2 separate regions of the Mus musculus genome follow, and region 1 is linked to region 2. Evidence: chromatin loops called from intact Hi-C (ENCODE). Cell type or tissue: heart. All regions are shown on one strand.

What was found. Hi-C counts contacts between places; a loop is a spot of excess contacts. Peaks named below come from ENCODE experiments on the same cell type or tissue, not always from the same donor. Only the 100,000 strongest peaks of a DNase experiment are listed, where the experiment ranks them.
Region 1: a loop joins it to region 2, with 9 times the contacts of the local background. A loop is called at or near these places in 23 of 42 quality-filtered maps.

What each region holds. Positions count from the first base shown.
Region 1 is chr14:24,179,476-24,184,475 of GRCm38, forward strand. The region is part of intron 5 of Dlg5 (discs large MAGUK scaffold protein 5); the gene reads right to left. Among named protein-coding and RNA genes, the nearest start is that of Gm52143, 30 kb to the right of the region's middle. In heart, a CTCF peak has its summit at 2,652 (motif pointing right); a DNase peak (open chromatin) is centred at 2,756; H3K27ac peaks cover 815 bases.
Region 2 is chr14:24,270,790-24,275,789 of GRCm38, forward strand. No RefSeq gene overlaps it. Among named protein-coding and RNA genes, the nearest start is that of E330034G19Rik, 20 kb to the right of the region's middle. In heart, CTCF peaks have their summits at 3,012 (motif pointing left) and 4,930 (motif pointing left); no DNase peak of the experiment used is centred here.

The sequences.
Region 1 (5,000 bases), 91 kb before region 2:
ACTGTGAATTACAGGAGCTCAGCTTCCCCGGGGGTGCTGTTTACGAAGGGAAAAACAAAACAAGACAAAACACTAGCAAACCTGAGAAGACAGGGTTTTTCAGGGGTTGCCTGTTGAGCACCACTCAAAGATCTTGGTAACTCACCACCTCTGTGGGTTTGCTTCCTTATTTCTCAAATAACAGGACAAAACCGGAAAGGCTGGCTTAGCCCCTGCAGCTCCTACAGCCCAGGAACAACCTTGCTCACCGTGTGGGCCCTGAGTTATCAACACCATCTTTGCAGCCCAGACAGTCACAACCTTGAACAGTGGGACATTTCCTCCAGAGACAGACAGGACACAGAAGGAAGGAGTGATTCAAAAGTCAGAATTAAGAGGGAGAAATGGCTCTGTGACTAAGAGCACTTGCTGCTCTGGCAGAGGACCAGGTTCAGTTCCCAGCACGCACATGCTAATTCATAACTGTCCGTAGCTCCAGTCCCAACACCCTTTTCTCACCTCCACAAGCACTACCCACATATGGGAGGCAGACACCCTGTAGGCACAACACTTATACACATAAAATAAAAATAAATAAATCTTTGAAAAAAAATCAGGGGGCTGGAGAGATGGCTCTAAGGTTAAGAACATTCGAGGCTCTTGTAGAAGATCTGGGTTTAGTTCCCAGCACCACAGATGTCTGTAAATCCAGCTACAGGGGATCCAGCACCTCCTCTGGCCTCTGTGGACACCCACAGACACATCCACACGCACATATCCACAGAAACAAGAACTTAACATTTTTTAGAAAATATAATCAGAGACCACTGATCTCTGTCTCTGTGTCCTCGTCCCCTACCCCCACCCCCTTCAGAAGCCAAGGCTGCAAGGCTGCCAGAAGCCAGCTCCACCCACCTCTCTGCGTCTTTCATTTTTCCTCTATTTGTTATACTGTTTAGAGCCTAGGTGTTAAACATATTCCAGTCTCCCTGTTTCAACTTACTGAATTCTTGGATTACAGCATGTGCTATGTCCCCTAACTTTGTTTCCTGTTCTTTTCAGAAACTACTCCTTTCAAAAAGAAATCTTAGTACAGTGAAATACAAAACTTATTTACAAAGTAGAAGGTAAGCAAACTCTCAACTGTGAGAGTTAAGGAAACACTTTACTCTCAGACAAACACTGACACACACACAAAACCTAGGAGCCATTCTGACAGGAAAATTGTCCTTAGGAGGAGGAAGGACGGGCAAGGAGGGGAGGACAGGGGAGAGGGGGAGGGGGAGGGGAAGGAGAGGGGAGAGAAGGAGGGGGAGGGAAAGGGGGAGGGGGAGGGGGAGGGGAGAGGAACAGCAGCCTGGCAGAGAGAAAAGCAGCAGCCCCTATCCTGGCAGCACAAAGCCTGCAATCCCAGCCCTTGAGAAATAGAAGCAGGACCGTCAGGCGTTCACGGTCATCCACAGCTACATGGCAAGTTAGAAGTCAGCCTGTGTCATATGAGACACCGAAGTTTCCATTCACCTCTGAGCTATTGTACAATACTCATATTTTTAAGGTATTATCAGTTCCACTAGCTAATAAGTAGTTCTTCATTTAAATATTTTACGATGTATTTTTATTTTATATGTATGAATATTCTGCTCGCTTATATGTTAAATGTACTACATGCGTAGATTACATGTGGAAACCTGAAGAGGGGGCCGGATCCCCCAGAATTGGAATTACAGATGCTTGGAAACACCACATGGGTCCTGGGAATGGAACCCTGGTCTCTGAGCCAGGGCTCTTAACGGCTAAGCCATCTCTTCAGCCCTGGTCCTTCAGTTTCCATTCCTGACTTCAAGCAAACCTGGGCATCTTTTCTGTGTTTATGAATTATCTATCTTTGTCTTCTAGGTTTGGATTGGTTTCTCCTCCATTCTATGCTGGGTTAGAACTGTCCACCCAGGCTGCGCAGCCCTCCAGGAGCTAGTTTCCTGGGTGTGTTTATCACATATCCTCTGCCTATGTGGCGTGTGTCTCACTCTCTGCAAACCCCAAAAGGATGCCCTTTGCAGTGTGTACTGAAGTTGTGCTAAGAAGGCCTCTCCTTCTTACCTTGAGATCATAACAATATCCTCTTGTTGGGACTTAAAAAAAGCATTTTTTATTTTCCCCACTGAAACCCTTGAACTCCTTTAAATATATATATTTCTATTCATAACTTGAGATGGACAGAGAATCATATCCTCTTCCTCTCCCACAAAGCACTGACTAGTGGAGACTGAGGACACCTGAAATACTCAGGAGCAGACGATGTGGACATTCTCAGACAGCGCCATGGCTAAGAAGGCCAACACTGCCGCCGCCTCACTCCCACCCCCACCCCCGACAGAAGTCTCCAGGTTCCTGTGTCTAGAGAGGGTCTGGCTTCTGCAATGGTTTGCTGTGTTGGACAAATACCTCAGATACTCCATTTAAGACTGACTTCATAGTTGGGTATGGTAGTGCAAAGTGAATTATGGCCAGGGCTGCTACACAGAGAAAGTATGTCTAGAAAAAGCAAAACAAACAACAACAACAACAACAACAACAACAACAAGAGACTAACTTTGCAAGTCTCACTTTCCAATACTCCTCTGTCTCAGGTGGTAAAACTCAAAACAAAGGCAGAGCTGCCATACTCCGAGTTGCCCACAAGAGGGCAGCAGTACGAACACAGGCTCTCCAGCTTTCATTAAGAAACCCTCATTCTCAAGGCAGCCAGCTTGGCGGCAGCACCATCTTCACCAGTCCACAAGACAACTCTGGATTCTGTGCCACTACAGCTCGTCCTTTTACTGAGAACCAGTTTCCCAAACACCCTAACTCGGAGGAGCTTAGCGCCAAGTGTGCTGAACGACCCAGGCTGTCTGGATATGCTTCCATTCCTGGTAAGGCAGGTCAGGCCTAGGCAAATGCTGATGCCAACCCAAGTGTCCTTTATGCTGCTCAGCACAGCTCGGACAATGCGGTGAGTTGGTAGGGTCCCAAGAGATTGGTGAGAGAGGGCAGATCTGCCCTGTTTCCACCATGGTTGCCTCCAGGGCACAGTGGGGTTCCCTGGGTGTAAAACCCCAAGTGAAGAGGTAATCCCAGCTCCACCTCCCTGTACCTCCTAGCCTCTGCCTTGCTACAGCCTTGGGGAGGCATCGGCTCCCACAGGACAGCATCCAGACCTTAAAGAGGCCCCCAGACTCCGAGCATTTCTCAAGTTCTCATACACGGGCTCAGACTCAAGCCTGCACTTTATCATCAACAGCCTCATAGAAACCAGGGAAAGCTGCAGTCGTGTGACTCCCCGAGACCTGGAAAAGATGCTATCTGCCAGGCCAGAGCATTTTCTGTTCATCAGTAGAAGATTATATTCTTAGTGGAAGGGCACAAGTGCACACAGACACACACTTACTTTTCTGTTGCTGTGATAAAGAAAAAAGAAAAACCCACCCTGGCCAAAAGCAATTTAGGAAAGAAATGGGTTTATTTGGCTCACAATCCCAGGCTGCAGCCCACTATAGAGTGGAAGTCAATGCAGAAACACGAAAGACCACATCCATAGCCAAGAGCAGAGGGCCAGAGAACACGTGGGCTGTGGTTGCTTGTTCTCAGCTATCTTGCTTCAGTCTCAGTTCAGGACCCAGCATAGACTGGCGCACCCCAGAGCAGGCTAGGTGTGGATGCTTGAATAGGAATGGCTCCCACAGGCTAACATATTTGAATGCTTGGTCATTAGGGAGTGGCACTACTTGAGAGAAATTAGGGGGTATGGCCCTGTTGGAGTAGGTGTGGGGCCTTATAGGAGGAAGTGTGTCACTGGGGGAAGGCTTTAAGGTTTTAAATGCTCAAGCTAAGCCCAGTGTCACATTGTCCTCCTGCTGTCTGTGGATCTGGATCCAGATGTAGAACTCTCATCTTTTATAGCACCACTTCTACCTGTATGTTGCCATGTCGCCTGCCATGAGAACAATGAACTAAACATCTAAAACTGGAAGCAGTTATTTCAGTTTCAGTTAAGAATAACTGAAAAGCCGGGGCCTAGCAAACACAGAAGTGGATGCCCACAGTCAGCTAATGGATGGATCACAGGGCTCCCAATGGAGGAGCTAGAGAAAGTACCCAAGGAGCTAAAGGGATCTGCAACCCTATAGGTGGATCAACATTATGAACTAACCAGTACCCCGGAGCTCTTGACTCTAGCTGCATATGTATCAAAAGATGGCCTAGTCGGCCATCACTGGAAAGAGAGACCCATTGGACACACAAACTTTATATGCCCCAGAACAGGGGAACGCCAGGGCCAAAAAGGGGGAGTGGGCGGGTAGGGGAGTGGGGGTGGGTGGGTATGGGGGACTTTTGGTATAGCATTGGAAATGTAAATGAGCTAAATACCTAATAAAAAATGGAAAGAAAAAAAAAAGAATAACTGAAAAATGTTATTCTTTATAATAGTTCTCTTGGTCACCATGTCTCTTCACAGCATCAGAACACTGACTATCAAGACAATCCTCTACAGACATACCCACAGGCCAGCTATTCCAGAGAATCCCTCAACAAACTCCCTTCCCAGATGATTCTACGTTATGTCAAGTTGACAATTAAAACCAAGCAACACACACACAGATACACACATACCACACACACACCACACACACTAACATACATACACACACAGATATACACTCACATTCACCCACTCACATATACCTATACCTATACATATACATATGCACACACACATATACAGAGACACACACACATGCATACATAAACACATACACACAAAGACACACAAACAGGCACACACAAATACACATACATACCACATCACACACACTCCCACATCACACACACATACACACAGATACAGATACATACCACACCATATACAACACATACACATGCACACAGATACACACATGCACACAGACACACACACACAGGTATACACACAAATGCACATACATACCACACATATACACAGAGGTATGTATACATACCATACC
Region 2 (5,000 bases):
GAAGTAGGCCACAGAGGCCCTTGGGTGGGTGTTGATGTCTGTAAGACCTAGGGACACAATGGCCTTGATCTATGTCCAGCAGTGACCATTAGGAGTGCACTTAACCTAGCAGTGCTTGTGTGCTGTCTGGGTCATGGACAAAGGCAGCTCAGGGAACTGCAGCCATTCACAATCAAGTCAGTGAGGGAACAGGAAGAAACCCAATGGACTGAGTTGGGCTATGAGAGGGGGCCATTCATTTAGAGATAAAGTCAGGAAGGGAATGGTCCTTGCTCTCAGTAATGATCCCTAACCCAGGTCCTTCTTCTGGCTGCCTCTCTCTGAGATGAGGCTTTGCCTCCCCTTGGGGAGGGCAGCATGCAGAGCCCGGAGCTCTTGCTGTTCTCCATGGTGGTGATGCACACCACAGCCTCGCTGAGAACAGCCACATTGCCAGGCTTCAGGGTGTAGTTGAAGTAGACTGCCATTTTGGTTTTACAGCAAGGTTCCCTGAGACATTAGTAATAGAAGTTGTCCTTCACAGATGGTCTTCTGAGTCACATTTTAATAATTATGGAGGTTTATGGATACACCTGCCCAAGCACACAGGAAGACCAGAGGACATTTGTGTTAGTTCTTGATACCATAAAGTTCTCAAGGAAGACATCCGGTTATCCGTGCTTTATCCATGTTGTGTATATTCTTTCCACGCCAAGAACAAATGCTTGCTATAGTGAAAATACAAGTTTCATAAATGCTGTCCATGGGTGATGCGTGTCGAGGCTGGAGGTGGAGGACTTAAAAGCACCTATAGAGACTCCCCTTTGCTGCACTCTACACCTCTGGACGTAACTAGGTTCTTGCATTTTCTTCCTCTGTGGCTCCTAGGGCTAGGATTGAACCTAGGGCACTGTGAGTGCTAGGCAACTGCTCTACCACTGAGCTACATCCCAGGTTGGGAACTCCATTCATCCTCTACAACAATTACAGGGCAGATTAGGTGAAGAGACTCAGCTGGCGATTTGACCACCCCAAGAATGGTCCTTGAGACTGGCTGACAGAATACTTTCAAGACTGGGGATGGTTAGCCATCTTGGAGAGATAAGGAGGGGGCTCAGTTCACATCGTGCACTAAGGACAGTTTAGCCTGGGAAAGGCTGGTATGAAACTATTGTTTAAAAGATTTATTTTATACACACACACACACACACACACACACACACACACACACACACACACGAGTACAGTGTTCAGACATACAAGAAGAGGGCATTGAACCCTATTACAGATGGCTGTGAACCACCATGTGGCTGCTGGGAATTGAACTCAGGACTTCTGGAAGAGCAGTCAGTGCTCTTAACTGCTGAGCCATCTCTCCAGCCCTGAAACTATTATCTACCTGCCCAAGTGTGAGTCAGGCTATTCTTCCCATCTGGGTGCATTTACCAAACCAGCCATACACCATGCCGAGGACCTGTGGATGAGGAAGGTATAGCCAGGCTCAAGCTCCTTCCAGGTACTAAGATGAACAAGGACACCCAACTCAGTATAGTAGTATCTTTGTAGTATGTCCTAAAGACTCACCTAATTTTCTAGTGTCTACAGATGGCCCTTTCTAGGTCAGGGTCAGCTCAGAGGAAGAACGTGTCCTACACACACACACACACACACACACACACACACACGAGTACAGTGTAGCTGTCTTCAGACACAACAGAAGAGGGCATTTGATCTTATTACAGATATTTGTGAACCATCATGTGGTTGCTGGGAATTGAACTCAGGACCTCTGGAAGAGCAGTCAGTGCTATTAACTGCTGAGCCATCTCTGCAGCCCTGAAACTGTCCTATGGCAGAGTAATCAAAGCCTCTGCTCTGCTTCTCTGGATGTTGAGCTTTTAAAAGCCCTGGTTTGTCAGCAACCGTCTGGAAACCCACAGGATTGCCTCCTCCACACATTTACTCTCTGGCTCACCTCTAGTCTCAGAAAGTCATACAATTCCACAAACCATAAACGATCACCTGGAAGAAACACTTCCTTAATATCCTCTGAGATCTGCCAGGATAAAAGGGTAACTTCAACTGTCCCTCTCATGTCCCAGGCTTGCACAGGCATGCTCTCCACCAGAGACATGTGGCCTGTGCTGTAGCTCCTTGCACTGTGGCTGCCCTGCAGCTTCCCCCCAGCGCTGCTGAGATTAAGAAACTTTTCTTTCTTCTTCTTCTTATTTATTTATTTATTTTTATATGTGACTTCACTGTAGCTGTACAGAAGATGGTTGTGAGCCTTCATGTGGTTGTTGGGAATTGAATTTTTAGGACCTTTGCTTCCTCTGGTCAACCCTGCTCGCTCCAGTCATCCCCGCTTGCTCCTAGTTGGCCCCGCTTGCTCAGTCCCTGCTTGCTCTGGCCCAAAGATTTATTTATTATTATACATAAGTACACTGTAGCTGACTTCAGATGCACCAGAAGAGGGCATCAGATCTCATTACTGGTGGTTGTGAGCCACCATGTGGTTGCTGGGATTTAAACTCAGGACCTTCAGAAGAGTAGTCAGTACTCGTACCCACTAAGCCATCTTGCCAGTCCCAAGAAACTTTTGTTTTCAAGGATTCATTATCCTACTTCAGCCTCCAGGAGGATAATCTCAATTCTGTAATTTACCAGATGTGCCTAATCTACATTGCCATCCTAGATGAGAGGTGACAGATCTTCTCCAACCCTGACATTAAGTACTGCTGGGGTATGATCCTAAGACCTGGAGAGCAGAGAGGACACCAGAGCCCTGCATAGATGCCTGGCAGTCCAAGACAAGTCAGAATGCCTACCTCACACACCTGTCCCAACACGTCTCCAGACCCCATTATGATGGAGGTGATCCAGTCCACCTAATACAACAATGTGCTGGAGGACAAAGGCGGAGTGCAAGAGCTGGAGAGATGGCTTATAGCCTAAGAGCTTTTGTTTCTCTTTCAGAGGACCTACTTGGTACCTAAAATCATCTATAGCAGGGGATCTGATTCCCCCTTCTGGCCTTTGAAGGAATAACAGGGTGGTCATATACACATTTTCAAGGTAAACTAAGGGTGAGGAACTAAGCTTGGGGTGAGATTATCCAGGGTGGGAAAAGTTCATTGGCTGAAAGCTAAGGTATGAGGTGCCTCATTAGCATAGAGAGGTGGCCCAGGTGTTGGGTATGTGACTGATCACCTTTGTTGGGGGTCACCTGGTTTCCAGTACTCTTGCCGGTCTCAAGTTTTGAGATGTCTAGGATTTGAACATGGTCTGCCTTGACAGTTCCATGCCGGTTCCTCATGTGGCATGGTCCACAGGCACTACATATGGCCATGCCTCTTTTGGCCTTTATATGTCATGCTCTCAGCAAGACTAAAGATGATGTAACATGTGACAGCCTTTGAACTCATCTCCACAAAAGTGCCCTTGATGTCCTATCAGGACCGCGCTAATTTATACTCTCAGCCTCCTCCTGGATGCCAGCAGCACTGGATGTGCCGAAACAATGCTCTGAAGCCCTCCTCGGTGCATCCTCGGCAGGAGTGGAACCCCAGTCTCTGTGGGGAAATGCCCTTCTCAGTGATACCTAGACCAGGGCATTTTCTGTGCTCAAATTTTAGAATAAACATAAGAAAGTTCATCTTCTTGATTGCACCATACTTTTGTTAGATACAATTTCTAGCCCCAAGTCACCCTGGTGCTTTGTCCCTGAACCACACAGCCATGTTCATTTTTTTCTATCACATCCTGCACACAGTCATGAAGGTCTGTACACAATGTGACTTCCTCAGCTCTCACTGGCTTCTGAGCCTGAAGCACTTAACATTTGGTGAGTTCATAACTCTCTGCTTTTGACTTAAGCTGTTGATAGTGAAGGTTCTTAGGTTCTCGGCTTGAAGACTTATAGAAACTCTCACCGTCTCTACACAGTGATGTACAAATAACCACCAGGTCCTAATCTACAACCACGAGACTGGAAAGCCTGCAGCCAGATGAGGTCCATGTTGAGGCAGCAGAAGTCTCTGCAATGCTCTCTGCAGTGGGATTCACTGTTACTGTTTCCAAGATCATCTCTGGGACTCTAAAACTTCACCATCCCTCTGTAAACCGAGGGTTTTATCCAGAGAGGAGTATGAATCCTGAGTCCTCTTTGTTGAAATGGGCTTAACTTAATCATGAAAGATACACCTCAGATCCTGGATAAATCCTGCTCAGTCACCCACATAGTTAGCAACCACGCATTGATCAGATGTGTGTGGGCATCCACATTTCTTCACACTAACTCATTCTCCGTGTTTTAGGAACACACGCCTGCAGAGGAAACATCAGGTCACCTCTTCTTCAGATCTGATTCTTTAGCATGACTTACCACCCCCTAATTATTCCATTTTCAGCACCTTTATGGTTGAGAATAAGACTTGTATATATTGCAATTCTCTCTGCTTGAAGCAAAGCTACATGGTTAATAACTTGAAGGGTCCTTATGGTCTGTTTTTGCCCGCCAATTCAGCAAGTGACAATTGAGCTGATAGAGTCAGGTCATCTGAGGGTCCTGCCTCAACCTCATCACCTGTAGGCACAGCATTGGCAGCAAACTCCGACCATGCTGCCTGCAGGTGAAATTTGCGGTTACTGTCTAGTTGTATGGTCACATGATCCACAACAGATTTCCCATGCCCCTTTCATTTATTCTCATCTGGACCTCCTCATAATCTATGGGGCAGTGAATAAACCTCTGTGAGCTGGATATAGGGTACTAGTCTACGTCTGGATAATTTTGGAATGGCACCTTCTTCACACATGCCTTTTAGCTGTAATTGAACAACACCCAAAACAACTCTTGAGCAGATAAACTCTTCAGGACCTTATCTGAAGTGTCACAGCCAAAAGACTGGTAGTCCCTCTCCATCAGGGGCTTCTCACTGAGACACTAAGTAATGTTTCCTGAACAATACTGCCCTCTGCTGGTTATATATATATATATACATATATATATATATATACAT